4 separate regions of the Mus musculus genome follow, and all the other regions are linked to region 3. The links are chromatin loops, found by intact Hi-C in ENCODE. Cell type or tissue: heart. All regions are shown on one strand. Region 1 overlaps Clec2e (C-type lectin domain family 2, member e). Region 2 holds the start of 2310001H17Rik (RIKEN cDNA 2310001H17 gene). Region 3 holds the start of Clec2d (C-type lectin domain family 2, member d). Region 4 has its middle 8.0 kb from the start of Clec2e.

Region 1 (8,000 bases), 85 kb before region 3:
AAGCAGTGGGCATCTGCTGACATGAGGGCTGAAGTCAGAGTGGTGGGCACTCTGAGTCTTATCTTCGGAACATAGATTCTCCTTAATAGCCTTGGGTGTCAGGCCAGGCTCAGCTTGTAACTCATGTCCTTGGAAGTCATGGGAGTCAGAAAGAGATAAGGAAGAGGGGACTATAATTCAGCTTTTACAGCCTCAGGTGCCAGGAAGGGAACAGGGAGAAGGGAGTGATGACCGGTTCCTGGCACAAGACCATTTGGCTTGTCAGGGTGGGAGATTGTGAAGGGCTCGCTTTCTCACAGTATGGTCTCTAACAGGAGAGGAAGGTGAGAAGTAACAAGACCAAGACAGATTTCTGATCATGCCCAAAGTTTACTAAGAGTTTGTGCTTATAAAGGGAAAGCCTGCCATGCCAGACTTCTTGATGCTTTGTTGCTAAGTTGTCCCGTCCAGCAGGACTTAGTTATTCCATGGGTCTAGGAGGACTGAGGCCTGGAAGAGAAATGGTCAGAGAAAAGGGAGCGAGACCAAGCAAAGAGTTGTCAAGGTCTGTTTAATGGAGTCTAGGAGCCTGGTTATAAGCACACAATGAGAAACAAATAGGGAGGGTTCGGGAGGGTATAATAAAAGTACAGATAAAGGGATAGACATCTGGGGCGGATGCTGATTGCAGGCTTCAAACATCTTGCAGCTTATCTCGGAGTGCCGGCCCTATCTAAACAGTCCCAGGAACCAAATGGAGACATGAAGGAGGAGGTGATGCTGGCTTTATCTAAACAGTCCCAGGCTCCAAGTAGAGACATGAAGGAAGGGATGACATAACTCCCATCAAAGGGTCAGCCAGATCTTCAGGGTGAGAGTTGCTGAGGTTCTGGTTTCCCACATTTTGGTCTCTCACACTAAGTTGTTAGCACAAGTCTGTCAAAGCTTTTAGCATTATGTTGCCAAGTCCACAGGTTGTCTCAGGCTATCTCAGGAATATCGCCTTCTGGGGTTTACAGAGTGACTTTGTTATTAAACAAAATTTAGAAAAAGGGATAGTGGTAAATTTCAGTAGTACGGTGTTTGCCTAGCATGCGTGAGAAGGTTTAATCCATATACAAAGTAAGAAGAAAGTTAACAGAGAAATTGTTTGTGAACTGTTATTTCGTCCTTTTTGGGACTCATCAGTACAGTATAGCACATGATCCAAAAATTTAAAATATTTTGTCCTTAAAATTTAACAATGTGTAAATGATTGCAAGATTAGGCATCTGAAGGGGTTTCAGTAATCAGCTATCTCCTCATCTGAAAAGAACCTATTAAAGAATAAAATTCAAATGGCATAATCATGTATGGAGTTCTTAAAACTGTTAAATTTGGAAAATGAAATTTGTTTGTAACATATTCTTAGTCTGTTTCAATTTTTAAAAAATCTGAGAAGTAAAGTGTAAAATTATTTGACAATGCTATTAAATCTTAGTGTAAAGCATTGCTTTTAATCCTGTCTCTATCTGCTTTCAGATTGGTCATTGAATTTTTTAAAAGAATGATGACTATACTGTCTATAATGTTTGGAGGCCACAAGCCAATTATTATCTGTCCTGTGATTACAGAATAAACTTCCATGGGTTCAGTCACCCCACATTTTTAGTGCCTCTGAATTCATAGCAAGGACCAATGAAAAAAGTTCATACCTGATCACAAAATGTACCTCACTAATACAGATTTGTTTATACTTTAGTTTTACCTATCAGTACTTATACCCAAACACCTATTTGATTTAGAATCATCTATCCAAATTCTATGCAGTATATCTATGATCCTTTAAGCAAGTTTTCATCTTTGCTGTCAGTGTGATTACTGATGAATTTTGATAATAGTTTTGGTAGATATGAGTAGAGGAGCAACTGTAGATAACAGGTCACAGAGCATCAGTTTCTCACGCATGCTTTGGCACATTCCCTATCCGGGATTTACAATTAGTGGGCGCTGTAAGGTGTAGTTGTTGGGCTTGTTACAAATCCATTTTTTATGTATATCCCCACTGCTGTTGTAGATCCCCCTGTTACTCAAGTAGGCACATTCTCCTCCTCCTCGGGTGAGAACCCTAAAGCAAAGAACAAATAATAATTACTGCACAGGCTAGCATTGCATTAAAACACCTGATCTAGTTTTAAACCTAGCATCTTTTACATCCTCAGGGTTGATTTGAACATCACATCTTTGTCATTCATCTATGTTGAACCCTGGGATGTGTGTACAAAGGAATTAACTGGTGCTTGCTATTATGCTCAAACAAACTGCTGCTCAGGGTGACATCACTGAGGGTGATTTTCAGTTCTTGATGTATTTTACACATGTATAAAAGTGAGGGAAACCCTACTTCTTAATAAATTTCTTGGAGGTCTTAATGATGGATGTGACTATATCTGTATTTTACCACTCCACTGAAATGGCTCTGTTCAAAATGGCTAGCTATGCTCACACAAGAGCTGTCTCTGGGCTTTTTGATGAGGAGGCATTAGAAAGGTTACCAATATCCCTGGAATATCAGCTTCAGTAAACAGGTACAGGGAGAACAGAGGACCAACAAGTCTTACCCATGCAGTTCTGCACTGGCTTCCTGGGCTTTTTAACACTCCTCCTCCACCCTCCCTGATATATAGTTCTGACACCAGTAAAGAAAAATTTTCAGTTGGTGATATAAAACAGACAATATCTCCCCCAGATGCCATTATTATGGTATAGATTTTTGAGTGAAATTACTCTAAGTAAATGTGTTGAAAGATGGCCAATGAATTGGATGATATAAAAAAAAAAACCTGAGTTTGTGATGTTGTGGTGTTTGCATCTCTTACAGATACAATGCACACATTTCACAGCAAATAAACACAGTATAAGCGTAAGTTTTCTGAAAACGTACAAGTTGTTATACTCAGTGTTGTCTGTCCATATCCAAGGGTGTTCTGAAGACTCTCTGTGTAGTCCAATCCAGTGGTCAGAAGCCCCCTTGTATCTCTTCAGAAAATTCTGTCATAACACAGATAAAGGAAATACATGTGTCTCTCAGTTTAACATGACCCTTGAGTCTCCACCCTAGAGCCTCCTCTCAAGATGACAGCATCTTATAACTGAGGCTCATCAACTTTGGAGCCATAATAACCCTTAGTTCTCAGTATAAGCATTTTACACCCATAACCCAAAATACATTGATGTGACTTGGTAGGTCCTTGATTTACAATGTCCTTGCCATTTTTAATAGATGCCAAATTCATTATGCAACAAGTGAATGCTTGGAGAAGAGCTTACATGACCACAAGGTATCTCAGAAAATTGTATGTGTGGCCTGTAAGGTCTTACTATGCGCACTACATGATAACAGATCTCTGCAATAGCTTAGGGCTCAAGCCAGAAGCAATAACACCAGGAAATGGCACAAACTACTGTCTTCTGCATATACCCCATCTGCCTGAATGAGATTCTTCCTCATGCTTTAGCCCCAAGCTCTCAATCTCAAAGCAGTAGTACATATTCAACAAAACAACAAACCCATTACTGATCCCCTTTCTTACCAGTTCCTCCAAGCTGTCAAATAGAGCTAGATGGGCATCTAGTGCTATGCAGGAGGACTGACTGAATGTCCAGTTTCCCATGTCTTCAGAAAAATAAAAGCATTTATTTCCAAATCCAATCCAGCCACTTGAGCATACAGCATAGCAAGGTTCACAGCTCTCCATGACTGGTTTTTTCTTTCTCACTTAAATGGAGACAGTAATATAAAATGTAACAAAGAGACATTTCCAAGTCTGATCCCTTTGTCTAGCCATCCAAACTTCAGTTGTGAGGTGTGTACTTGGACTGTAGTTTTCTTAACTGACACTAGGGGGCCCCTCCTAGCATGAAGGTCCCCAATACAGAGCCTTCCAGTGGGGATCTAAGGGAATATTTTCACTTTTCTTCTTTGTGTTTTGAGACAGAATCTAGCTATGTCTCACTGCCTGGCCTTGATCTCACTATGTGGGCTGAACTTGTCTGGAGATTGTAATTGTAATCCTCCTGGCTGTTCTTCCTAAGTGCTAGGAACAAGACACCATACCCTGTGAGAAACTCTTTTCTAGGCCATCAGCTCCTTAGGACTGTCCCTGATTCCTAGCATCCTACAGTGTGCTTTCCCATAATTCTCCTTCACATTCTCCTTTTCTCTAACAAAAGAAAGAAACTCCTTACTTGTCTGGATGTTAGTATAGAAAAATGCCAGCATGCAAAACATGGCAGGGTCAAATAATTTTTGATACCAACATTTTGATCATAAGCTTCCTATAATTCTGACACACACACACACACATACTCCCTCTTTCTCTATATATGTATATATACATATATCTGCATATATACATTTATATGTATATTTCCATATATATGTGTGTGTGTATATATATGTATGTTTGCATATATATATGTATATATGTATATGTATATATATGTGTGTGTGTAAACATATACTGGCTCTTGGTATAGAAACTCAGATTGGCTATCATCAAGAAGTTTGTCAACCACGTTGGGCAGTAGTGGCATATACCTTTAATCCCAGTAATCAGGAGGTAGAGGTAGAGGCAGAGGCAGAGGCAGAGGCAGAGGCAGAGGCAGAGGCAGAGGCAGAGGCAGAGGCAGAGGCAGAGGCAGAGGCAGAGAGGCAGAGGCAGAGGCAGAGGCAGAGGCAGAGGCAGAGGCAGAGGCAGAGGCAGAGGCAGAGGCAGAGGCAGAGGCAGAGGCAGAGGCAGAGGCAGAGGCAGAGGCGGAGGCAGAGGCAGAAAACTCAGAGGCAGAACTCAGCCTGTTCAGAAGCATATTAAGAAATGGGGACACTTATTTACGACTGGTGGAAGTACAAGCAGATATAGTCCACATGGAGGGTTCTCAGAAAACTTAAAACTAGACCTGCTGTGTGGCCCAGCTATGATATTCCTGGGCATATATGAAGAGAACTCCACATCCTACCACAGAGATACTTGCACATCTGTGTTTATTGCTCCTCTATCTGCAAGGAAACAGAACTGACCCAGATGCTCACCAACTGATGGATAATGTAAATGTGTTACAGGCACAAACAAGAATGTTATTTAGCTGTAAATGAAATTTGTAGGAGGGGGGGTACCTAGAAAGTATAATATTAAGGAAGGTAATCCAAGGTCCAAGAAAATAAGCCCATTGTAAGCCTTCACATCCAGTCCCAGCCTATAGCAGACAGTGTAAGCAGCTGTGTGGGTGCTCATGGAATACCATGTGGAGAGGAGAAGAAAGAAGAGTGATATAAAGTGACAAGGAAGGACAGGATGCAAGTAATGGGCTATAAGTTGTGCAAAGTTTAAAAACAGAATTATTTTTTTAGTTTCAACTCTTCCATAGTTTTTCTTTTTTTTGTGTGTGGAAGACAAGTGCATAAAAATGTGACTGACAAGTCTAAACCATAAGCAAAGCTTCATGGCTTCACAATGGCTATTCTAAGTGTGTGGAAGTTAGTGAGATACCAAGGTTTGGAGACCCAGCAAGTGTATGAGTGGCTGTGTTGATGGGGCCGAGTGATGTGTTTGTTTACCTGTGAGTCTATTATAATAAAGTGATGTGTGTGTGTGTGTGTGTGTGTGTGTGTGTGTGTGTGTGTGTGCAATTGTGCTAGCATGTGTATGTATGTTGTTCTTGTTGTTGTTGTTATTGTTGTTGTTGGTGGTATATGTGTGTGCAATTATGTAAGCATGTTTGTATGTTGTTGCTGTTGTTGTTGTTGTTGTGGTGGTGGTGGTGTGTGTGTGTGTGTGTAAAAAGCTCCAACTACAGCAATGTTTCAGAGGACATCTTAGAAAAATAACAGATATATTTCTTCTCTACCTTCTCCTTTTCCTTCCGGTAACATCAGAATTGGTCGGTTGTTCTTTCAAATGTCTACTGAATTTCAAGAAACAAGTGATCTTTGAAGCAAAATATTAAATGGGGGAATGATACCCCAAATATTTTTACTGGGGCTGTGTTATAGTTGTTTCCAGTTCTCATATCCAGCACTACAAGGCTTTAGTGAAAGGGACAAATATACAGGCAGTGAGGATGACATCACTTCTTTTATATGACTCTTTTTAGGGTTACATAATAGTTTAGGTTACACTAAGATTTGTTGGCAAATGTTTAACCTGTTTAGACTTGTATATTAGTCATTGGTGCAGCTAAAGTTGATTACATAAATGATTCAGGCATTGGTGGTGCACATATTTAATCCCAGCACTTGGGAGGCAGAGGTAGGCTGATTTCCAAGTTCAATGCCAGCTTGGTGTAAATAATGTGTTTCAGGGCAGCCAGGGATACACAGAGAAACCCTGTCTCCAAAAACCAGGATATCAAACAATATTATAAAACATTTTCTCCAGCTACGGCAGCAAAGGTATACAAGAGTTTGCCACATTATTCAAAACAGTCCACAATTAATCCCTTAGGAATCATATTCTAGAATTTTCTAACTATGGGTCATGGGTTCTGTACCTTTCCCAACCATATGACTACTCACTATTCTCACTTCCCTTTAGCTGCAGCTTTGGGTTCCTACTCCTTGAGGTTCCTACTTTGAGATTTTATCTCCTTGTTATCTGCCTTGAACAGTTCCCTAAGGGGACCTATGCCCTCTGCATCTCTCTTTAGAGCTTGCTGAACGTCATCTTCCCAGGGATGCTGAGCCAAGACTCCTGTGTACACCATGGCCTGTGTGTTCTTTCACTGCATCTTCCTGATGGAACCTAAGTTCCCAGACAACAGGAACTTCCAGTGTGTTTTCTCTGGCACCCTTCCCACAATGCCTGAGTCACAGTGGTCAGTAAGTATAACTGACAATGAATATGGACAGAGTGTCACAGAATTTGAAGAATAAGTCACTTACCTGACAAAGTAACAGAAAGAGCAACTACAGCTACAGTAAGGACCATGATCACTCCATAGCAGCAGTAAAGTTTAACACAAGATGCAGCGGAGATGATTCCGAGACATTTTGCTTGGAGTTTTTTACCTGAAAATATAAATCTGAGAATGTCAATTTTGCAAACCTTTTATAGAAAAATATAAATTTATCCCAGAATCATGTGCATATTTGTCTTGTACTCCCCTAGTGAAAACCCCTTCACAGAAGTTTTCAGTCCATAAATGATATCTTTGGCTGACAGAACACTAGAGGAAAGGGAAACAGACTTTGTGTCATAGAATCATCAAGTTATAGAAGTAAGGGCCAATGAGAGAGCAAGAAACAGAAAGAGTGAAGATCAGGATGAAGAAGAAACACCAACAAAGTTATCTATAGGTACAGTTCCATGTGAATAGATCTGGTTAGGGCTGAGGAAACCATAATAACAGTAAAGAGAAAAAAAAAATCAATGTGTCAGGAGTGATGGCTCAGGAATGTGGCTACTAATACAAGAAAGTCAGGAGTTCAAGGCCAATCTTGGTTAAATATTGAGTAAGGGGGCTGGAGAGATGGCTCAGCATTTAAGAGCACTGACTGCTCTTCTAGAGGTCGTGAGTTCAATTCCCAGCACCCACATGGTGGCTTACAACCATCTGTAATGGACATACATAAAATAAATAAATCTTTTTAAAAAAAAGCCTGCGGTGGTGGCACATGCCTTTAATCCCAGCACTTGGGAGGCAGAGACAGGCAGATTTCTGAGTTCGAGGCCAGCCTGGTCTACAGAGTGAGTTCCAGGACAGCCAGGGCTATACAGAGAAACCCTGTTTCAAAAAAAAAAAAAACAAAAAACAAAAAAAAACCAAACCAAAAAATAAAAAATAAAAATTAAAAAAATAAAATAAAAATAAAAAAATTGAGTAAGAGGTTGAGAGAACTATATCAGACCCTGTTCTATCTGTGAATGTAACTAACTAGATAATTCACTTGCTCACTCTAAAGAACTACGTAATGATATGTAATTCAATATATTATCAGAAGAAGAAAATTAAAACAACAACCATTTCATTAATATCAGCAAAAG
Region 2 (8,000 bases), 57 kb after region 3:
TGGCAGCAGTGTCTGGAACGTTAAGCCAGGGCTGTTTAACCATGTCAGGTGGTCCTACATCAATGACAATTAAGGTCGTGTTGGTTATGTCTAGTTGTTTTCATATTTCTTTATAAGGTATTATTTTTTTCCATTTTTTATTAGGTATTTAGCTCATTTACATTTCCAATGCTATACCAAAAGTCCCCCATACCCACCCACCCCCACTCCCCTACCCACCCACTCCCCCTTTTTGGCCCTGGCGTTCCCCTTTTTATAAGGTATTATTATTTGCTACTTTTTGTTTTGTTATAGAAGAGGATAACATAACTGCCAAATAAAATTGCCCTTGTAATGAAATCAGCACCATGGCCATCTTCAGCCCTGTATTAGAGTCATGAATTTGGACCACAGGTTGTTACAGCAGCAGCATATTTTTCTAAGTATATACCTAAAATTTATTCTTTGAACATGTCATATATAAGACACAATGTAGTGTATTCCCTCCAACTCTCCTATTTCTGTCTCTTATGCCTTGCCAGTTGCCCATTTTCCTCAGAACTGCACCTCTGAAGACCCTCCTCCTGGCGCCACTGCTGTTGTTAGTTCCTCAGCTAGAGGTGGGACCTCGGGTATCCCTCTCCCATCCAATCCCCAGGTTTTTCCTCAATTACGTTTGATTTCCCCTCCCCCAGACACCTTAGCAGCTTTCTCTATATTTTGATCTCTGAAGGACAAAGTTGATCTCCAGTCACCCTCTGCTGACCACATGCAAGTGTTCTGAGCAGACCCCCAATGAGGCGCACCTTCAACAAACCTGTGAAGAGTGTCAGAAGTAATTGTACCTCTGGTCTCTGGCTTCGTTCCCATCCTCGACACACCCGAGTTCCCACCTTGGAACCCATTATTCTCTGGGTCCCCCTTTTCACCAAAATTACAAACATTAGCATTTCCCCATCTGTCTCCACCCAACCTTGGCCCACAATCTCTTACACAACAGTGTAAGCAACGTTTGAAGAAGTACCATCTGTAAGGGGCAGAACACTTCTTTAAAACAAACAAATAAACAAACCGTAGCTGTTTTAGTTTTAGACTTAGAGAAGTGATTGAGGTAGTGCTGTCCCATCCCTTCCCACTGGCAAAACACGCTTGAGTTTTCTTGAAACTGATTCCTTTTGTCATAGCTTTCTTGTGTGTGTGTGTGTGTGTGCGTGTGCGTGTGCGTGTGCGTGCGCGTGCGTGCGCGTGCGTGTGCGTGTGTGTGTGTGTGTGCGCGTGTGTGCGTGTGTGTGTGTGTGTGTGTGCGTGTGCGTGTGTGCGTGTGTGCGTGCGTGTGTGCGTGTGTGCGTGCGTGCGTGCGTGCGTGTGTGTGTGTGTGTGTGTGTGTGTGTGTGCGCGTGTGTGCATGTGTGCACGTGTGCATGTGTGTTTGGTGAGTAGCTTGGTGGGTTTGACAGATTATGGTTATGGTTCTGTGGATGTTGTACGTGTTTTTCCTAGGGTGTTTTGCCACCCAGAATATCTCAATCTCACTTCCTTCTGTTGGGGGCCGGGGAAACAAAAGTTTCTGATCTAACAGCAGAAATAGCCAGCGTGGTTACCCACCTAGTTGCTGTTGAAAGGCAGGAAATGTTGCAGAACTCAGCCTTATTTTTCACTTTCTGCAGGTGGATGGGAGTGTTCAAGCCTCCAGGGTCTCTATAGTCCTTTATGTCCAACTGACCCCAGCACCCATTGTTAGCATTTTGTCTAAACTCTGCCCCCACAGTTACCTGGCAACAGCCAGGTGTGCCTGACTCACTATAAAAGGGGCTGCTTGCCCCTCCTCTCTCCCTCTTGCTCTTGCCTTCTTGCTCTGCTCTGTCCTCTCGTCCTGTCCCTCCCCCCACATTCCCCTTCCCTCTCTCTCCAAGTGCTCATGGCCAGCCCCTACTCCCTACTCTCCACCCCCACCCCCCCTACCCCCACCTTTCTCTGTCTCTACTACCATCTCAACTCCCCTCCCCATGCCCTGAATAAACTATTCCGTACTATACCATCCTGTAGCTGGTCCCTCAGGGGGAAGGGATGCCTTATCAAGGGCCTGCAGAGGCACCCCCTTCCCTAAACCTGACTACTTATTCACCAAACATATTTCTTTTCTCCTTATCTTTTTAGAAGTACAACACCCATTCTTTCCTTCAGGTCCCTACATACTGGTGCCACAGCCTGTGGGACAGGACTTGGAGGAGGAAGAAGAGATGTTTCTCAGCTCATTTGTGTACCCCCCCAGCCAGTTACCTAGAGCTACCCATTACCAATACAGAGAGCCTTGCTTATCCCTTCCACTGCCCAACAAGAGTAGAGAAAGAAGGCATTGACACAAGGAAAATGACTTCATGGAAAAAAAACAAAAATCCTCAATATGAAAAAAAAAAAAAATAGAGGACTTCTTCCACATAGCATGTTGGGATGGAAGCCCTCTGAGGGTGGGTGTCAGTGGGTAGGAAAAGGGTGGGGAGCAGGTTAGCAGCCATATTGTACGTTTCCTTCCTTGTCTCTGTCCAGAAGATGGAAATGGGCTCAGACACCCTGCAGATTCAGGAGGGGCTTACAAAGGCCACCAGATTTTCTGGGACCCATCAATATAGAGAACGACTTGGCAGTCAACATGATAATCCCCTAGAACAGTTCAAAGATTGGGAAGGACACTTCTTCAGAACATTGCCAAGGACAACTCTCCAAACCAATGACACTGAGAAACTGTCAGCCTGTCTCCATCCTCTGACTCTTTTCCTTTGTGGGGGACCAGCCAAACTTCATTTGTCACTCAGAAGTAAGGGTCAGAGACAGGCAATTCAATCAATGTGCCAGGAAAAGGAATCAACAAAGGGATCCGGTGACCTCAAGCTCATCTTGGGATCCTAACATGGCTTTAGGCATAAGCAGGGGAAGAATTAAGGAAGCAGATGGTTCTCTTGAGCAAGAGGACTCTCCAAACCACCTGGAAGAACAGGAACTGAGCAAATGATCAACTATAGCACTGTCAGACTGAGAGCGCTTAGTCAGGAAGCCCTCTGGGCCCTGCACTAATACTTCCTCTGCTGAAACCCTAGCTGATGTCCATTCTCTAGAAGATGGGATTCATTTCTGTGTTCCTCACACAGGCATTTTGTATTTTGACTAAACTCCATATTTCCATCACGAGTCTTGTTTGGAGCATGTTAGAACCTCAGGGCTCAGTTACAGCATGTGCTCCAGGCCTCCTGTTACAAGATGCGTCATGAATTCCAATGCTAGAGTCCCAGACTACACTACATGTGCTGGCCCGTGGCTAAAGCTAATAGTGTTTTCCATGAGTGCTGACTAAACAAGTGGGGAATTCCAGAAACTGGGCACAGTCAGAACAGACTCTTAAGAGATTTCCCCGCAGAGAAGAACAACGCAAAAGTCATCACACCCACCTCTTAAAACACCTTCGTATGCAACAATATGAACTAACCAGTACCCCGGAGCTTTTGTCTCTAGCTGCATATGTATCAAAAGATGGCCTAGTCGGCCATCAGTGGAAAGAGAGGCCCATTGGTCGTGCAAACTTTATATGCCTCAGTACAGGGGAACACCAGGGCCAAAAAGTGGGAGTGGGTGGGAGGGTATGGGGGACTTTTGGGATAGAATTGGAAATGTAAATGAGGAAAATACCTAAAAAAACATTAAAAAAAAAAACACCTTTGCGTGGTTGGTTTTGGCTCTCAATTTAACACAATCTGAAATCACTTGCAAAGGGAGTTTCCATGAAGGATTATCTAGATTAGGATGGTATGTGGGTGCATCTGAGGAAAACTAACATGGGGAAAAAAAATCCTCCCACTGAGATGAAACCATTCTTTGAGCAGGGGATTTTGGACTGTCAGAGAGTGAAGAAATTGCACTAAGCTTCATTGTTCTTTCTTTCCACAGTGGCTGGATTGTGACCAACTGCTTCAAAGGTCTGCTGCCTTCACTTTCCTCCAGTGATGCACTGTGATGATTTGAATGAGAAAAGCCCCTCATAGGCTCCTGTATATGAACACTTGGTCCCCAGTTGGTGGTGATGTTTAGGGGAGGTTGGGAAACCTTTAGGAGGTATGACCTTGCTACACTTAGTACACAGCTGGCGGTGGGTTGGGCTTGAAGAGTTTTTAGCCAATGAAGGAGAAGACCAAACAAATCAGGCAAGGAGACACACTAATGCACAGGTATTCCCAAAACAGTATGGGACATGAAAATCCATAAGATTATCAAATCATTGGGCCTGTAAAAGTGATACTATATGTTCTTCAAGGAAAATATGGGTGCCCTCCTCAATATCAAATTGAAAACTGTGCCAGTGTAAGAAAAGGGGGAGGGGGAGGCAAGATGCACAGTAAAAACCCCACTGCTTCTTATACTAAGAATTATCTGCTCTATAGACAATTACAGACCTAAGCAAAAGTCCTGAAACGAAGGTATCTGAGATGACTCACTGGGCTTTGCCGGGGCTACTGACCTGGGTACATTCCTGGGCCTCACATTTGACTGACACCGAAAAGTTGATCTCTAACCTTTATATGTACACACACACACACACACACACACACACACACACACACACAGTGAAATTACCAACATGTGTATGTTGAGAACTGGAGGGGCTACTCACCCTGAGAACGGAGAATCAGATGCACGGTGCTGGGAGCAAGAGAGCTGCCTTACTAGTCCGTGCAGTGACTAGCCTGAAAGCCACTGCCTTTTCAATTGTGCCACACCTGCAGATATTATCTACATGCAGCTTAACGCTCAGAAGGAGGGTCTCAACTCTCCCAGTTCTCTCCACTTCCTCCCTGCTAACTCCCCTGCCCCAGCAAAGAACACCTAGAGGGCCGCTCAGCAGTTTAAGAATGCTTGCTGCCCTTTTACCTGAAAATTTTAAGTAGTTCAGACAGCTCACTACCATCTGTTAACCCGAGTGCCGCAGCATTCAGTGCCCTCTGCTGAGCACTGGCGCACCTGCAGGCTTGCACACAGGAAGCTCCTCCCATCCTCTCCCCCTCCCTTCCCTCACACAGGAATGCAAATAAAAATATAACTTTAAAAGAACTCGAAGTGTCAACATCACGGTGTCATAAATAACACCGTGCAGAGCCCTATTTAAAATAAACAACCCTGCGGATTGTAGTGCTGCTCCCGGCTCCCTCAAAGCAAATTCTTTCATATGAAACAACAAAGTCTCATCCAACCGCATCGCTAATAACTAAAACGAAACACAAAACAAGTAAGGAGGGCATTGGTTGGAACCCGTGGGCGTCCCTGCTCCTCAAATAACTCTGAAACTCTTCCCTCAGGTATTCCCACTGTACCGAATCTGGAGATCTAAACTAGTCCTCCCTAGTCAGGTGGCGCCGGCTCCATCTCTGAGTTCTACAGGGCAGGAGCCCCAGCCTGGCAGGGCGGGGAGAGGTGGGGTGGGGCGGCACACGGGTGCCTGTCACAAGTCATATCCCGTGAAATGTGTATGTTAAGCCTCCAATTAAAACAGAAAGAGAAGAAATAATCTATCAAAAATCTAACAGACATCCCATCCCTCAGGAAAACAGTTCCATCTCCAATGGACATAAATTCTAATTAATAAACTTTTTTATTAAAAATAAAATTAATAAATAAAATTAATAAATGTTTCCGAACATCAAGACAAGGTGTGACATCCTTTCCTACCTCCTGTTTGTATCTTCTGCTTGTTGCTTGGCTTGTATCGTCCATAGTCATGACTCAAGCCAAAGATAAACTAAGTTTATAATTATAAGGTGCATTAACACACATCTCTTATTTGTTACCTCCCAGATACTCTTTCTTTTGCAAACATTTATAAGCTACTTTATATTGAAAAGTGGGTCAGGAAAACTAGTGATGTAAAGTGATGAATTTCATTTAACAGTTAATTACAATGAATTGATATAGAAAAGCTACCTCATAACTTATATGATTGTAAATCAATGCCTAAATAATTTCTTTCATGCATATACAACATTTAGTTTATATGATATTTTTCACAGATAGACATTCTATGTCCCCAAAGCTTTAAAGAGCTTTGTGAGAAAATGCTACTATACTGTGACAATTCACAGTTGATATGTAGAGAAAAAAACAAAACAAAACAAACAAACAAAAAAACAAGCCAAAAGAAAGAAAGAAACAAGCAAGCAAACAAACAAGCAAACAAACAAACAAGCAAACAAAAAACCAGACTACTTATCATTTCAGGCTTTAATTCTAGCGAAGTGATGAGATAAATCATTATGCAAGTCACATCAGCTAAAGCACACATAGACTCAGTCAAAACATCAGAGGTGTAAAAAATTCCGTGGCTAAACAAGTCAAACCAACTTTTCAAATCATGTATCAAGCAGCAATCCCTCTATCTAGTTTCTATCACACTGGGGCCGTGAGAACCATCAAGAGACTATTGAAAGAGATTCTCACCTGGACACCGCTTCTCAAAAATTCCATTTCCAGAATCACTGCAGCTACGGGATTCTGTAAGAAAATAGCCACGCTAAGAGCAATAGAAATAGAAATAGAACTATTTGCAGAGAGACACTCACAAAGTCTATTTGTACCCACCTCTCTGCCCATCTTGCATTAGTGTCTGTGTCTGCATGACTTAGAGGTCATTGTGAACTTGCTATCTCTGACTGCTGATGCTCATGCATATAGTTCAAGTATGATGCGTGGTGGTGAGGGTTCAGGTGAGAGATAAAAGACTCAAGATTTAGAGAGGGTTGGAAATACCGTTTCAAATTAGTGTACATGGCAGACGAAGTCACTAGCAAACTGGAAAATATCAGAGATGGGCAAATGTGTGATTCAAAACCAGAAAATCAACAGAGTTGTTAAAGAAGGAGACTGTATTTCTGTATTCTTATAGACTTAAGTGCAAAATCACGGCCCACAGAACCCAAATAGTGGACTCCACTCTTGTTTGATGAACTACTGCATCCCTGCGGGTGTGGTTAGAGTATGATGTAAAGTTACTTTCACAAGTATGTTGTTTTTTTTTTTTCAGATAAAGATCAGTTGATTACTTTCTTCGCATTTGTTATGAAATACTAGTCTTCCATTATGTTGATATACTAGGAACACCTTCATCTTGCTAGCATTGAATGCCAGGAGATCTGCTTGCCTAAGCTATCAGCTGACATTGGGTTTCAAGGTGAGAGACAAAATATGTTTTACTCTAGAATCTGAAACAAAGACATCCATTCTCACATGTTTTCACACTAGACTGGGAGTCCCAGCTCATTGTGAAGAAGAGAAAGACTTCATGGCTTCATATAAGAACAAAAAAAAAAGGGTTATACAGACTGGAAGAGAATGAACTAAAGAATTGCTTTTTTAATTATGAGATTGTTGGAAGGAAGAGAATGTTAACTTATTTATTCTTTTATTAAGTAGTTTCTTGTAGCAGATGACTTGATTGTCCAGGTAGACTACCTTAAAACCAATATAAAGATTTCCCAAAACTAGAAAGGGAAAACTCCAATGTGCAGGGATCAAGGCTAACATTAAGAAGCGAATTGTTTTTTGCATATTAACAGTGGATAATTAGAATTTAATATTTATAAGTGTAATTTACAATAATGCCAAACATTAAAAATGTTTAGACATAAATATATATGATGTATATGTGGTAAACTACAAACTCCTGAAGAGATGTGAAATGATACTAATTTTGTCTATGGTCTAGAATCTTAAATAAACCTCTTAAATCATTTAAAAGACTCTGAAACACTGATTTTAAATATGTAGAAATAGAATAATCACCATAATTTTTATAAAGAAGAAAAAATTTGGGAGGATTCATAAAGAAATCTTTAACATCCTAATCAAGAGTATTCAATATAGTAGGACAGTACAGAACATGCTGACACGTGAATCGTAGGCATACTGTCACCCCAGCACTAGTGAGGTACAGACATGAGGATAAGCTCTTGTTCAAGGTAAACATCTACATATATAGTTCAAGG
Region 3 (8,000 bases):
TCAACTATAGAGAATAAAAGAAGATATTGCAAGATATTCTCAGCAGGTTCAAGTGTTTATTTTTAAGTATTATTAAAATGGTACAAAATGTAACAGATTAAATTGTATGTTCAGAAAACTCATTGATATCCATTTCTAACAGGACAAGTAATTTTATGTGATTAATTTTCACTATATTGGAAACATATGTGAATGGATGTTAGCTGTTTATATATGGACTGACAGTGAGTAGATAACCTTATTTTGCCATAGCATTTGATGTGTTCTATTTACCATGGCCAACTACCAGCCCACACCTTTGTTGATTTAACATTAAGTCTGATGTTGACTTACTAGTCTGTTTTCTGTTTAGTGACGTGGACTCTGGTTTAGTTGTCAGAGAAATATCAACTTGCCATTTAAAATGGAAATACTTACTTTCAGTGTTTTTTCAAGTCTGTTAGCTCTGGGCTCCATTGTTTGAGTAGTATGCCTCATGAAGGTGAGATTATTCTAAAGAAAAGTAGAGATGAATATATTGTAATTGTTATGATTATGATTATTAGAGAAACTACATGTGGGTTTTCTGTGACCACCATAAGCAGTAGAATAACCATTCATGTGAAGCATGAAGGTCTAGTTTAGCATAACTCAGTAGCTGGTGATGATTCAGACTTATAGAGTCTGATACCAGAAAGATTATTTTAGGCATATTTAAACACAGCCCAATTTTAGACAAACATTTTCTAGTGGCAATAAACTCAACCCTTCATGCACAATAAAGCTTAAGACATGACAACATTGAACTCTTTGCAAAGGACTTGTGAGTTCTTTCATAAAGGTGGGTTTTCTATATTGACTACATGTGACATCTTAAGGGTCTGGGAAGGATCTGGTGTGGTTGTGGTCATTCAGGTAGTGCAGAGGTCACCTTATTATCTATTAACCACTTCTGTTCCCATTTGTAAAGTACAGGTGACATCTCCCGCCTCTACCTCCTCAGTGCCTGGATTGTAGGTGTTGTGCCTCCATGTCCTTCCAAGTTTTTATTCTTTAACCAGCCCGATTACCATAATCCTAGCACTTCACATAAGATGTCACTTTTCACACAAATTTTAGATCCATTCACTATGTTGGCAAGCAAGAATGGAGACTGGGGCCAGTTCATGAAATAGGTCCTAACAGCTTTTGCACACAACTATTTCTCTCAAAAGGCAAAGATCATATTCCATATATTTTTCTTAAGGATCATCTTCAGAGCCTGGGAAGATGGCTCAGTCAGAAAAGTGCTTGCCACATAAGTGTGAGAATATGAATTCTGTCCCTCTTTACCTACATAAGAAAGCTGGGCCTGGTAACATGAGCTGTAAACTCAGTTTCAGATAGGTAGAGACTAGTGGGTCCTTGGAGTTTGCTGGTTAGTTAGCCTAACTTAATCTGTGAGCTCCGGATTCAGTGAGAATCTGTCTTTAAAACTACAGAGAACAATATCTTTCTTCTGAGGACAAGATATTGAACATGCTTCCAAGATGAATTAACTTATGCCAGGTATTCTCTTTCTCTCTTCCCCTTCCACTTTTTCCTCTTTCTCCCTCCCTCCCTCCTTTTCTTTCTCTCTCTCTCCTCCCCTCTCCTCTCCTCCCCTCCCCTCCCCTTCCTTCCCTCCCTTCCTTACTCCTTCCCTCTCTTCTTTCTTTCTTTCTTTCTTTCTTTCTTTTCTTTCTTTCTTTCTTTCTTTCTTTCTTTCTTCCTTCCTTCCTTCCTTCCTTCCTTCCTTCCTTCCTTTCTTTCTTCTTTCTTTCTTTCTTTCAGATTTATGTGTATGTGGGTGCCTTCAGACAGCAGAGGCAACACGTCCTCTGCAGCTGGAGTTATAGGCAGTTATGAGCTACACAGTGTGGTTCCCAGGAACAGAACCCAGGGGAATTCTAATTGCTGATCTAGGAAGTCCTAGTTTTGAAAAAGTAGTTTCTACTCAGAAGTTGAAAAAGTGCTAATATTTTATAAAGAAATACTCCTATATTTGCATACGTTAAAGAGTTGACAGCAGCTGGTGAGGTAACACAATCACAAAAGAACTCAAATGATATGTACTCACTGATAAGTGGATATTAGCCCAGAAACTTAGGATACCCAAGATATAAGATACAATTTGCAAAACACATGAAACTGAAGAAGAACGAAGACCAAAGTGTGGACACTTTGCCCCTTCTTAGAATTGGAAACAATCATCAATGGAAGGATTACAGAGACAAAGTTTGGAGCTGAGAGAAAAGGATGGACCATCTAGAGACTGCCATATCCAGGGATCCATCCCATAATTAGCCTCCAAACAATGACAGCATTGCATACACCAGCAAGCGTTTGCTGCAAGGAACCTGATATAGCTGTCTCTTGTGAGACTAGGCCGGGGCCTAGCAAACACATAAGTGGATGCTCTCAGTCAGCTATTGGATGGATCACAGGGCCCCCAATGGAGGAGCTAGAGAAAGTATCCAAGGAGCTAAAGAGATCTGCAACCCTGTAGGTGCAACATTATGAACTAACCAGTACCCCGGAGCTCTTGACTCTAGCTGCATATGTATCAAAAGATGGCCTGGTCGGCCATCACTGGAAAGAGAGGCCCATTGGACACGCAAACTTTATATGCCCCAGTACAGGGGAATGCCAGGGCCAAAAAAATGGGAATGGGTGGGTAGGAAAGTGGGGGGCAGGGTGTGGGGGACTTTTGGGCTAGCATTGGAAATATAATTGAGGAAAATATGTAATAAAAAAAAGAGTTGACAGCTTTCTTTCAAAACTTTAACCAAGACAAATTAATAAGTAAGTTACAGTTGTATTTTTTCAAAGGAGATGGACTCAGGGCTTAAAAGCTCTTGCCACATAATCCTGACCATCTGGCCTGGATCACAGGAGAACAGGGCAGCAGGAGAGGACAGACTCCTACACATATGCTGTGGCATAGATATGCCCCGCTCAAGAAATAAAGTAGTTTTTTAATGGGCCAAATGGGTAACTCTCCAGTGTTTCAAATAGTTGAATGTGACTATTGGATATAAATATTTATTACGCAGTAAAATCTGTTTGGTTTTTTTGATCTCCCCAGGGTTCTCTGTTTCCCAGAACTGTTGCAGGCCTGTGATAAGAAAGGGTAAGAGGTTCAAAGCTGTTAAAAACAATGAATTCATGAAATTCTTAGACAAATGGATGGATCTGGAGGATATCATCTTGAGTAAGGTAACCCAATCAGGAAAGAACACACATGATATGCACTCACTGGTAAGTGGACATTAGCCCAGAAGCTCAGAATCCTTTTTAGAAGGGGGAACAAAATACCCATGGAAGGAGTTACAGAGACAAAGTTTGGAGCAGAGCCTGAAGGAAGAGACTGCCAGAGACTGCCCCACTTGGGGATCCATTCCATAAACAACCACCAAACCCAGACACTAGGCAGATGCCAACAAGAGCCTGCTATAGCTGTCTCCTGAGGGCCTTTGTCAGTGCCTGGCAGATACAGAAGTAGATGCTCACAGTCATTCATTGGACAGAGCACAAAGTCCCCAATGAAGGAGCTAGAGAAAGTACCCAGGGAGCTAAAGGGATCTGCAACCCTATAGGTGGAACATCATTATGAACTAACCAGTACCCCAGAGCTCTTGACTCTAGCTGCATATGTATCAAAAGATGGCCTAGTCGGCCATCACTGTAAAGAGAGGCCCATTGGACTTGCAAACTTTATATGCCCCAGTACAGGAGAACGCCAGGGCCAAAAGTGGGAATGGGTGGGCAGGGGAGTGGGGGGGGGAGGGTATGGGGGACTTTTGGAATAGCATTGGAAATGTAAATGAGGAAAATACCTAATAAAAAATATTAAAAAAAAAAAAAAAAGAAAATCCCTGTGACCTCAGTAAGGTCAGCTTGAATTATGTTTCTAAATCAGAGTGTGCTGAAAGAGAAACGAAACACAAAGTAAACCAGAAGCAAACAGGAAAGTCAGTCTCCAGATGGCGCCAGTGTGGCTCCTGACCTTGAAATGCGTTTCCCAATGAGATTTTGTTAGGCCCTGAGCCAACCAAGCGTGTGTGTATGTACAGAAAGGAGGAGCTACAGGATTAGCTAAATACTGAAACCTCCCCACGTATTTGTGCCTCTCAGCTTTCAAGTTTCAATCCTGTAGTGGAAACTCAGCTCCTCAGCTCTGAGATGTGTGTCACAAAGGCTTCCCTACCTATGCTTAGTCCCACAGGCAGCCCGCAGGAGGTAGAAGTGGGTAAGTATTCAATAGTATTTGAACCAATGGGAGGGGCAGAGAGGAGTTTCAAACAGGGCAGGAAGGCAAAAGAGTTGAACCTTGAACAAAAGATTAAGAACAGAAGGGCGTCTGTGAGCCCGTCACTGTGGGTCTGCAGAGCAGGAGAATGCAGTCGGGATTAGCTATGAGGTTGTTACATTAGTTATTCTATCGGAGCATACAATACTCGAATAGTTCTCAGGCAAGAGAAATGAGCAGCGAGTCACCTTCTAACTGCCAGAGCTGTAGCCACAGCGTTCTCGCTTTGTACTTAGCTTGCTAGTCCACTCTTCCCAGGGATCTGGTAAGTTACAGTCTGGTGGATTACATCAAATTGCTGTAGTAAACGTTTGCTTTAAGTCCCTGAGTGAAGGAAACTCAGACAACAGCTTTGCAATGTGCATAGTGGCAGAAGTTGCCTGGGAAGCTTGGAGCTTGTGTTTTGCAGATCCATTGTAATTAAAATAGAATTGTAAGGGGGTGGCTTGGGGTGGGGTGGGGGTGGGGGGCGCTGAACCTACTCAGGACCAAATCCTTTCTGTTTTGAGCTCTTGATAAGTTACAGAAAAAGAATATAATGGGGTTTCCTACTTAATTCTTCAGAAAGGAAGCAAAATTGTGTTTCTTGTGTTTCAAACTGTCTATGCTCCATTATATTGTGTTCCTTTATTTTCCTTTTCCCCCTCATTCCTGTTTCTTCACATTAATTTTTTTTTTTTTAATTTGTGGAAAGACTACTGAATTTTGAGAAAGTAAGATTGACATCTATCAAAATACAAAATTCCCAACAAATGCTAATGTTTATCACTTAAACCAAGTATTCTGAAATAATAATAATAATAATAATAATAATAAATTATAATAAATTATTATTACTGAGGATGATGATGACTGACTGACTGATTGATTGATTGATTGATTCTTTGGCAAAGTCTCATACTTTACCCCAAGCTGGCCTGGAACTCCTGCTCCCTCTGCCTCAGCAGGGTTGACTTTTTAAAATCAAATACACAAATATTTAGCCATTGGAAACATTTCCTGAGAATGTGGAGCTTCTGTCTCAAGTGCAGCTGTTGCATAGCTAGCTGCAGGCATTTTGAAGCCTGTCTTGTGAATGTGGAGCTCCTGTCTCAAGTGCAGCTGTTGTATAACTAGCTGCAGGCATTACACAACTTCACTCCTTTGAAGCAGTAGCTTGTTTTATCATTGAAACAGTTTTTAAGTAAGCTAAAAACCAGGCCAGCAATACTTCATTTCTTTGGGTTTTTTGAGAGATCATTTCCAACATTACTTTTAAATAAAGACAGGAAAGTTATGTTCAAATTGTGCTATGGAACACATTCGAATTTAGAAGGAGATCTGTGTGTATACAGCAAAATTCCTGTTTACATATTAGAAGGAAACAGACAGTATCAGAATTATACTGGTGTAAACACAGAGGATTATCTGTAAATCTTACTCTTAATATCATATAAGAAATGCTGGTGTAGAACTCTAAATAAATAAAATTACCATTCTGAGTTTTTGAAATGCCCAATAACCATAAATGTGTTCCTTTAATTCCTAACTTGTTAAGAGTTCTTGTTATTTTAGACTAATATTATTTTTTTCACATGATTTTGGTAAGCTTGTTAAAATGCTCCCATATTTTTATCCATTAGTTATGTCAGTGTGTTCTATTACATTTATGTGCCTTTATTAATTTATTTACTGACTAGGTTCTCTGAGACTGATCCTTACATAGTCCAGGTTGAGTTCAAACTTCTAATGTAGCCAAGGCTAGTCTTGTACTCCTGACTCCAGCTTCTGCCTCCCTAGCACTGGAAATATAAAAGTGTACCAACCTGTTTGTCTCGTTGACTGGAGCAGGAGTTACACAGGTGGTTATGAGGTGCCCCTTTAGGAGCTGAGATTTAGGAGCTAACTCCTGTCCTCTAGAAGAGCAACAATTGATCTTAACTCCTCAGCCATCTCTGCAGCCTCCTGCTGATCCCAGTCTGTCCCCATCCTTGGCACTCAGTGTTATTCTCAGTCCTAGCCAGTCTATTCTTAGGGAGCAAAATCTATGAATAGCTTGGATGTTGTTTGCTTTCAGCCTGATCTTCACTCTTTCTGTTTCTTGTTTCTTCATTGGCCCTTTGTTCAATGACTGGAAGACTCCATGTTTCCCTTTCATCTAGTCTTCTGTGAGCATTAGACATCATTTATAAACCAGGACCTTCTGTGAAGGGGTTTGCAATGGGTGAATACAAGCCAAATCTACAGATAATTCTTTTTCTTTAAATGTTTTTTGAGATTGGTGTTCTCATATTTATATTTTCAGGTAAAATTCTCCAAGGAAAAAGGCACGGAACCATCTCCCCTGAGTCTTGTGCTAAGCTTTACTGCTACTATGGAGTGATCATGGTCCTCACTGTAGCTGTAATTGCTCTTTCTGTTGCTTTGTCAGGTAAGTGACTTATTCTCCAAATTATGTGACACTTTGTCCACATTCACAAGGTCAGTTATACTTACTGACCACTGTGACCCAGGCATTGTGGGAAGGGCTCTGGAGAAATCACACTGGAAATTCCTGTTCTCTGGGAACTTAGGTTCTAGCTGGAAGGTGCAGTGAAGGAACACACAGTCTGTGGTGTACACAGGAGTCTTGGCTTGGCATCTGTGAGAAGATGACATTCAATAAGCTCTCAACTGAGATGTCAGGGACATAAATCTCCTTGGGGAACTGTTCAAGGCAGAGAATAAAGAGAGGAAATTTCAAAGTAGGAACCTCAAAGGTGAGGACAGGGAAGAGTAATATGGCCAGGAAGATACAGTGCCTCCCACCATGACCTAGTTTAGTTACCAGGCTAAACTGAATTTTCAAAGTATTAAATGGAAAGTTTCTGAAGTAAGAAATTTATAGGATTTTAGTACCACAATATCAGAATAGTGCAATACAATCTTGCACTGTCCTCTTAAGTATTTGAAGTCATCCTTTAGTGCAATGTGTCTGCACCGTATATACTACCTACACAAAAGTTCTCACAGCAATCTCAATTATCAGGCTGGGTGTCAGTAGGTGTCCCTACAGAGTGCTTGCTGCTGTAGCAATCCCTACTGTAGTCAATGGTCATCCAAAAGCTCAGAAAGTGATATAGAAGTGATATAGTGTTATAGAAGTGCACTTCCTGGGAGCCCTACTGACAGTGAGCACCTGAGAGAGAATGGGACACAGGCCCACGGTGGGAGGCCTTTAGTTAAAGGCCCATCAGATCAGTTAGGAAAGCTATCATCAGATTCACACCTCACAGCTGAGCTCAGGAGGGTGTGCCAAAACGAGAGAAGACCTGCTTGCCATGATCCATTGTATTCTCTACATTTTAGCAACAAAGACAGAACAGATCCCAGTCAACAAGACCTATGCTGCTTGCCCGCAAAACTGGATTGGAGTTGAAAATAAATGTTTTTATTTTTCTGAATACCCAAGTAACTGGACATTCGCCCAGGCCTTCTGCATGGCACAAGAGGCCCAACTAGCTCGGTTTGACAACCAGGATGAGCTGGTAAGCAATGGGCAGGGATTGGTTTGTCTGTCTGTTCTGTTGAATATTATATTGCCTTGAGATAGAGAGTTACAGATGAGGCCTGAGGAAGGATCCCATCCCAAGCACATGGAGACATAGGGAATGTGAGTGTGTGCCATTTGCTGATGCTTGACTTCTGACTGGAGCCCTGAGACAGTCAAGAA
Region 4 (8,000 bases), 72 kb before region 3:
CAAATAACTTGCTTAGACCTTCACAACCTACACAACTTTCACATACCTTAAATTACTTTCTTAGACCCTCACAACTTAAATGAATTTAAGCCATTTTAAAATCCATTTTTAAAATTATGAGACATAGATGGCTGGATACTGAGAGTAGTCATTGAAAACTAAGTTATTTTAAATGAAGGAATGATAAATAGTAAAATTTTAGTGTTAATAGCACGCTAGCTTGAGTTTGTTTTTATATGGAAACCTGTTTCTTTTTTCAATGTTTTCTTCTTATTGCATTGTCTTCATTTTTTATGTTTTTATTTTTATTAAACTAATACAATTTATTTCAAATTTTACAACTTAGTATTGACATTTTTTAAGTCATCAAAATAATTTATAGTAGTTAAATGCCTCTTAAATGTACATGCTATCTTATGAAGCTAAAAGTAATATGTACTCAACAAATTTTTAACGTCTTTTTGGAATATTAAACATGATAAAACTAGAAGAAAATCTCTTATGAAGTCCTCTATGAAAGGAAATTGTGACAAGTTCCTGATTAGACAGAAACTGTCCCATCTCCAAGGGAGAATACTCAGTGTAACTGTGGCTTCATAGAATGAACTGGGTAGGATTCCCTCTGTTTCTATTTTGTGGAATAGTTTGAAGAGTATTGGTATTAGGTCTTCTTTGAAGGTCTGATAGAATTCTGCACTAAACCCTGGACTTTTTTTGGTTGGGAGACTTTGAATGATTGCTTCTATTTCTTTAAGGGTTATGGGACTGCTTAGATGGTTTTTCTGATCCTGATTTAACTTTGGTACCTGGTATCTGTCTAGAAAATTGTCCATTTCATCCAGATTTTCCAGTTTTGTTGAGTATAAGCTTTTGTAGTGTGATCTGATGATTTTTTTTTTGAATTTCCCTGGTTTCTGTTGTTATATCTCCCTTTCATTTCGATTAAAAATCATTTTTTAGACTGCCAGAACTTACTTACCTTTCACATCCTCAGAGCATTATACATCATAGAACACTTCCTTAGACTCTTAGAACTAGCATAGATTTTAAACTTTTTTCTTAAATCTAATCATTTATCAGAGGCACATATAACTATTACTGAGAGCAGTCATTGCAAAGCAAGTTCTTTTAAATAAACTATAAAAATTTACAGTTGAAGCCTTTTTATATTTTAATATGAAGCCTGTTAGTAAGGCAAGCCTGTCTGCTTTTGCTTAACAAGAGACCTAGTAGATCTAGAAAGTAAAAACAAAACAAAACAAAACAAAAAAATCCAAAAAAAAAACCATGGCTTTATTTTTACATAAGGAATGGACTAATGTATTTTCCATATGAAATGGACATATGTAAAGAAGGACTGCAGCCTTGGCAGAAGAAGCAGGTTGTTTGCTGCTGCCAGACTGACAAATCTGGCTTGCGTAGCCATCAATGCTGTCAGAGATCTGATAAAGACAAATTATAGAGATATAATCCAAATGGCCTATGTATCATTTAAAATGACATAGGCTTACTGATCACCTGGATGGCTACCCCATCAGGTTCCTGTGGTGTTGATGGCCTCATTAGGGGTATAAGTACCAGGGTGGCATTAGTCTTTAGCTGCAGGCCTAGGATATCTGAGATGGCCTAGGATATCTGTTTGTCCATAGTTTGGACCAGGTCCTAGCAGTGGGTGAGGCATTGGGATAGTCCTTCACATTGAATAGCATCACCACTGTCCCAACCCATGACTTAAGGGTCCACCTGGAAGAGAATGGGGGAATAAGAAACACAAAGAATGGACAGCAAGACAAGAAATCCTGTTCAAGCTGACAAATTTTTATTTTTCTCACACAGGTTATATACTCATAGGAGCAGGAAGGAGGATGGAGGGGGGTCACTTTGTCTCTGGGTAATGCACCTGTTCCCAGGAATAGGATATTGACTGGGTAAACAGTTCAGTAGGAAGATCAGAACAGAATGGGTTATTAGGCACTTATCCACAAGATTTATAGCTATTTGTTCCCCATTGACTTCAGAATCTATGTCTATTTGCACTCAGCTGGGCTAGTACTTTCCTACAGAGGCCAAGACTTTATGCCAGCAAACACTTAAGGCAGTAAATGTTAAAACAAGGTCGCTCGAACACACCACAATCCAGGTGGAGTCCTTTGTTGCTTTATCCATTATTTTCTTGAAGACCTTGGGGGTCATTACTAGGATCTGAGAGTCTCTGCCATAGTAATTTCAAAATCTTATAAGTCATATTTAATATTCAGTAGATGTCTGACATGTTTGAGGCCTAGTATCTATAAAGCACATCTGAGTTAATCAATCTTTGGGGTTGTTTTCTTTTGTTTTGTTTTTGGTTATTTGCTTTGGTTATTTGTTATATACCTTGAAACGGAGGCTAACTAAGGCTTATTCCTGTGTAATTTTTAGAAGAAAAAAAGCAAGTTTTAACAGTGTAAACACTGTAATGCCTCTAAAATCAATCCCAAGTGAGTAATTTTGATGTTACAAAGTTTGACTGCCAGCAGGATGTTCTTCTATATAAATGCATGGAGGTGTAATTTTAACAGGTCATTAAACAAGCATTGTCTTAAATCCTGTCTTTTATAAACCTGTTCTTTTTGTTTGTTTTTGTTTTTGAAGACAGGATAGGAAGTATATACAAATATCTTCACAATTTAAAAGCATCTTTGGAGATCTGCATCATTGGTCAGCTCATGCCATGGGTTGTTGCCCAGCATGGCTTCAAACCTGAGTTCCTTGTTTTAAAGCTAACTTTTTGTTACAAATGTTATAGAATTTTAACCATACCCAATAGCATACAAGCCAATAATCTGTATCCAAAACATATGAACACAGTAAATTGATACATTTAAGACCAGTCAGAAACAAACATGTAGTGGTGGTGCCAGCCTCCTAGCCAAGGGTGCAGTGCTCCAAGGTCAGCACCAGAATATCAGTTGTTGTTGTCTAAATTCACCTGGTTTTTTTCTGTAAATCCTTGAAATGAGTTAGAACTAAGTCAAGGGATGAACAATGAAATTTAGCTTGTTTCTCTGAATATAAAGCAGAGCAACAATCAAGAAAATAAACAAATCTACACACACACACACACACACTGACAGACACAGACATACTTGCATGCCAAGGATAGCCAATAGAGTTGGGAAGGAGATGAAGGAGAACCAGATATCTTACAAACATGACCCAGAACCAGATGTTCTCCCAGTGGGAACCAGAGAGGAAGCATGATGTCTCCTAACTTCCTCTGCCCCTAGGACAAATACTGAGACCAGTTTCTACTTTCTTGGTTCCCAGACAGGTGCCAAGCAGAAAACAGAAGATCAGCATACATCTGCAGGTTTTGGACTTCAAAAATGAATTCCCCAAATGCAGATGATTACAAACCATGGACCTGGGTAGAGAGATTGGAATCCTGGCCAATGCCCCAAATATTATGGGGTCTGTTTATATACAGCATAACTCAAATACCAGATCAATGCAGATAACAAAAATTTATTGTAATCAAGACACTACTGATGGATCTGGGCTGCAGAACACACTCAGGACCTGAACTGTGACCCCAAGCTCAAGCAAGAATATCATATACTTATTTAAGCTTGCACAAACATCTGTGCCAAGTTATTACGTTTTTCCACCACTCAAGATTTACAAATAAGGGCTTTCCTTATTTGATTGATCTACGTTAACTCATACAGAATGCAGGTTTTGCAGTCCAACAAATCAAATCCATTTGCTCTTTTGTAGTTATGAACAGTCAAAATGTTTTCAGGGAGCAAAGGATGATTAATGGGTGGTGTTGTTAGAAGCAGTCATTTTGTTCTGGAAAAGAAGATGAATAACAGAAGCTGTTCAGATGTTGGAGAGTCCTTAGCTCCTCTATGTCCTGGAACCTTGAAAATAAAATGTCATCACTGAGGACAGTTTCTTTAGCTTGTTCCCAAAACTACCAACTATTTTTGTAATATTTAAACTGATGTTTTGTTATAGGTATTACATATTTTTAAGCCACAGCTGTTATAAGCCCTGAGATAAGAGAGTCAAAAGAGATTTCTGAGAGTAGAGAGTAGAGAAGATTTAGAAATTAGAGCATTTTGAGAGTGGGGAGCAGAGAAAACTTAGAGATAAGAGATTTGGGGATCATTTACTTGTGTTGTTGCAATTTGTGAGAATTTGGAAATGGAATGTGACATCATGGGCCATTGTACTGCAAATGGTCAAGTCATTTGCAGTAAGATGGCAAGGCTTTAATTAAATCTCTGAATCTGAGGAGGGAAAGCAATCAGAGAAAACAGGTGGGGAGTATTCTAAATGGGAAGAGGCAGCTGAGCTGTAGAATATGTAGGAGAGAAAAGCAGAGTAAAGAGAAGGTGGGAGAGGTTTAGAGAATAAGGCAACTGAGAGGGAGCATTACAACTCAAGGGAGCATTACAATACATAGAGAGAGGGCTAAGTGCTTTAGCAGAGAGAGAACCTGAATCACCCTGGAGAAGCATACAAAACTTCCCAGGTGATGAATTCCTAGGAGGGAAAGCAGGCTCCAGGATCCAGGGAGACAGAGGGCATACTTAGAGAGTGGGCAAGAAGGGAAAAGTGGTCAGAGCAGAGGAGAGACAAAGTAAGGTCCAGGAGGGATCTGAGACACAGAACCAGTAATCTCCAGGACCTGAGAACTCACAGGAGGAGGAGGAGGAGGAGGAGGAGGAGGAGGAGGAGGAGGAGGAGGAGGAGGAGGAGGAGGCAGGCTGGGAGAGAGAAGGGCTAGTATTCTGGTGAGGAATTTTAATCCTGGGCATCCCAAGCACACTGAGGGACTCCTCAGAGAGAAACATTCCAGATCACAGAGGAGAAGCATCCCTTTACATGTGGTGCATGCCTAATAGAGTGAATGAAGCTGCCTGGTGGATTGGTGTGATCTTAGCAGTAGAAACTACCAGAGACAGAGAAGGGAGCTCCAAGGGAGCACTTACAGAGTACCATGAGAGAGACAGAGCCTTTCCATCTGAGGATTGTTCAGTATGGTGGAGAAGCACCAGGAGTCAGAGAGACTGAGAGCTGCCCCGAATCACAGTGGGGAACCATATGAACTGAAGAAGTAATTTCTAAAATTTGGAGTTCAATATGAAGAAGCCAGCAGAAACACATGACCCACCCCATACAGTACGAGAGTCGAATCAGCATCTTAGCTCAGTAAGGAGAGGTTACACCCTTTGGAAAGAGTTTCTGCACCAAATATACAAACTAACAACAAGATTTCTCCAAGGTATGGTTAAAGTGAAGGATTTTATTGTAGATGTGAGAGAAAGAACAGCCAGTGGCATCTGAAAGGATCTGGACTAGAGAGAGATAGTAGTATACTGAGTATACTGAACTTGTCCAGAAGACTGAACCCCACCATGAGAGAAGCAGATTCAGAGCAGAGATAGAGGAACATTGAGAGAGAGAGAGAGAGAGAGAGAGAGAGAGAGAGATCAGTGAATGCCAGGGTTATAGAGAGAATGAGTAACTTGGGAGATGGATGAGCCTGTGAGGGGCAAGAATTTAGGGAAAGGGAGGAGGAAAGAGGAGCCAAGGTGCCAGCATGAAGTGGATAACAGGTACATGTGATACTGAGGGAGCCTGAGGCCAGCTGTGTGCTTTTGTATGCTAATAGGCACCACAGGAGGCCATTTGTCCCTTCTGCCTGTTGGAATTTGGGAAGATGGAGTCATCTTTGTCCCTGACAGGAAGCACTTGGGATACTGAGGCAGGACTATTGCTATGAGTTTGAGGCCAGATTGGGCTACAAAGTAGAATCTGTTTAAGAAAATCAAAGTTAATTAATTGAGTAAAGTTGAACCATGAGGGTGGATAGCAGCAGGGGCTTGCAGACTGGAGCTGAATGGATTCAGCTAGGAAATGGGTTACAGCTGAGTTTCAGGGATTCTGTGATCAGGACTGGATTTGTCCAAGCACTTGTATCAGCTTATCCACTTCGTACCATCAACAATCATGTCATTGACTCTCCAGAGCAGGCCTCATTCCCTGTCACAAGTGCTTCCTGTGTAAGACTCAAAATAAAAGCCTATTCCAGCACTGCACCAGAGGCCCATTCATCTTCATGAAAATACCACTACACTCTGCATAGAGCACTGTTGCCTCTATCCAGGACCAAATAACAAATGCATTGAAAGTATTAGAAATTCTTGTCCAAGTTCCTAGGATAAGTAATTGGAAAATCTTGGACTTAAATCCATATAAAACAAGCACAGCAATGCAGACCCCAGACCCTGATGAGTCCTTCTCCTGCCCAGATTAGTCTAATCCATTCTTGTCAAAGGCATACATAACTTTGACCAGACACAGAAAACACTAAATGAGTCTATGGACTGAAATGGAAACATTGGTAAATATGATATCATCTGTTAAATCCAGGAATGCTTAGGAAATAAAGGAGTATTTAAGAGTCAACCAAATAGATAAATTTATCAGTTGTATGGTGGAATAAGATGTGGTACTGCTTCATATCTCTATGAGCACATAACTGACAGAAGAAACTTTTGGGAGACTTCATTCTGGACCACAGATCAGAGAAGACAGTACAATCACCTTAGAAGGAGCATTGCACTGACCTGTGGTGGCAGGATTGTGTATTTACCACTTATTCTTGATACTAACCAGGATGCAGAGTGCTGGGTTTGAGGCTGTAATATGAACCTCAGCCCCACCTGCAGCAATCAGCTCCTCCCCAAAGGCCCCAAACCTCTCCAGACAGCCCCATGAGATGGAGACAAAGTGTTTCAGCACTATAGACTGAAAGGAACATTTCACCTTCAAATCATGATAGAAGCCCTGAACACTCCTTCCCTTCATTATCTCAGGAAGAATTCACAGGCAAAATACTCCCTGGAGACACTTGGACTCTGAAAGGCTCTTGCCTCTTTGGAGAATGACTATGGAGTCTGTCGAAAGTCCAGCTCTGTCTTTATCTCTACTCTGTTCCCACACACAGGGTTCCATCTCAGGGCACAGCTTTTCCTAATACAGACTCACTGCTGGTGGATTGAAATGCCAAGGGGTCACTTCTTCTTGTTCTCCCTGGAGGTGACCACTGATGTCTGCCTTATACTTGCCTATAAATGTGTGGAAAACACTTTTTGTTTGGGACAGAGTTTCTCTATGTAGCTTTGGCTATCCTGGAATCCACTATGTATGTCTGACTGGCCTAAAACTCACTGATCCACTGAAGGTATATGCCACCACACCTGACTTTCAAGAGCACTTTTGACTCCACTTGGTCTGATATATGTAAAAGTTGATTTACTTGATGGAAAGGGGAGAAAGAAAGGAAGCTTGCTGAGCCTCTTGTTGGTAAATTTGAAGCTGGTATAGAGCCAGTGGGTATGCAAAATAGTTGAGCTGTTGTGGAAGACATTAGAGTCCATTATTAAAGAAGTAAAGAAAGAATTGATGACATTTTGACTGAATGACTCAATGATAAAGAGCACCAAATGATCCAGTGCATATCTGAAGGATTAGATACAGGACTGGTGTTATTGCAACAGAATTTACCACTGCCAAAACATAGCAACAGACAAGCTTGCCTCCCCCCAGGAACATTTAGACAGTGGGTGTTGTGTGCACAGATCATATTCTTCAGCCTTAAGAAAAAAATGACCTATTAGATTTTGTTGACCACATATGCACACTGAGGAAGACTTCAAACTCCAGGGCTGCCTTTTCTACTTCTCCCTTCCAGAGCAGGAGAGCAGAGATGCCGGTTCCTGTTTGTGTCTCCTATCACAATGGCATCACCTTTCACCTCAGGAAAGTAGACAGGAGGCCAAACTCTTCCAGTAAAATGTTTCTGCCCAAAGATCAACACTGACACATGAGGACTTGGTCTTTGAGCAGACAAGCTCAATGACTGTCATGACAGGAAGGCCTCCCCAAACCACTTCATGTGACCCCTGGGACTGCTATAGGAGTCTGTGGTCAGATATCTAAGG

Evidence for each region. A loop is a pair of places that touch in the nucleus more often than their neighbours do. Peaks named below come from ENCODE experiments on the same cell type or tissue, not always from the same donor. Only the 100,000 strongest peaks of a DNase experiment are listed, where the experiment ranks them.
Region 1: it touches region 3 in a loop (6-fold over the local background); 16 of 42 quality-filtered maps call a loop at or near these places.
Region 2: a loop joins it to region 3, with 7 times the contacts of the local background. A loop is called at or near these places in 23 of 42 quality-filtered maps.
Region 4: a loop joins it to region 3, with 2.4 times the contacts of the local background. A loop is called at or near these places in 16 of 42 quality-filtered maps.

Annotation. Positions count from the first base shown.
Region 1 is chr6:129,091,465-129,099,464 of GRCm38, forward strand. Clec2e (C-type lectin domain family 2, member e) reads right to left here. Exons shown (of 5, transcript NM_153506.4): 2 at 6,899-7,024; 3 at 3,552-3,736; 4 at 2,903-3,009; 5 at 352-2,086. The coding sequence ends at 1,942. Among named protein-coding and RNA genes, the nearest start is that of Clec2e, 5.4 kb to the right of the region's middle. In heart, a CTCF peak has its summit at 3,859; DNase peaks (open chromatin) are centred at 3,887 and 6,717.
Region 2 is chr6:129,233,100-129,241,099 of GRCm38, forward strand. It overlaps 2310001H17Rik (RIKEN cDNA 2310001H17 gene), which reads right to left and starts at 5,383. Exons shown (of 4, transcript NR_040268.1): 1 at 5,337-5,383; 2 at 4,640-4,745; 3 at 1-54. In heart, no CTCF peak of the experiment used is centred here; DNase peaks (open chromatin) are centred at 3,102, 3,262, 4,972, 5,352 and 1 weaker place; H3K4me3 peaks cover 976 bases; H3K27ac peaks cover 690 bases.
Region 3 is chr6:129,176,499-129,184,498 of GRCm38, forward strand. It overlaps Clec2d (C-type lectin domain family 2, member d), which reads left to right and starts at 4,117. Exons shown (of 5, transcript NM_053109.3): 1 at 4,117-4,249; 2 at 6,594-6,719; 3 at 7,637-7,815. The coding sequence starts at 4,183. In heart, CTCF peaks have their summits at 3,985 (motif pointing right) and 4,190; DNase peaks (open chromatin) are centred at 3,533, 4,203 and 5,373; H3K4me3 peaks cover 1,017 bases; H3K27ac peaks cover 931 bases.
Region 4 is chr6:129,104,896-129,112,895 of GRCm38, forward strand. No RefSeq gene overlaps it. Among named protein-coding and RNA genes, the nearest start is that of Clec2e, 8.0 kb to the left of the region's middle. In heart, no CTCF peak of the experiment used is centred here; DNase peaks (open chromatin) are centred at 3,256 and 7,876.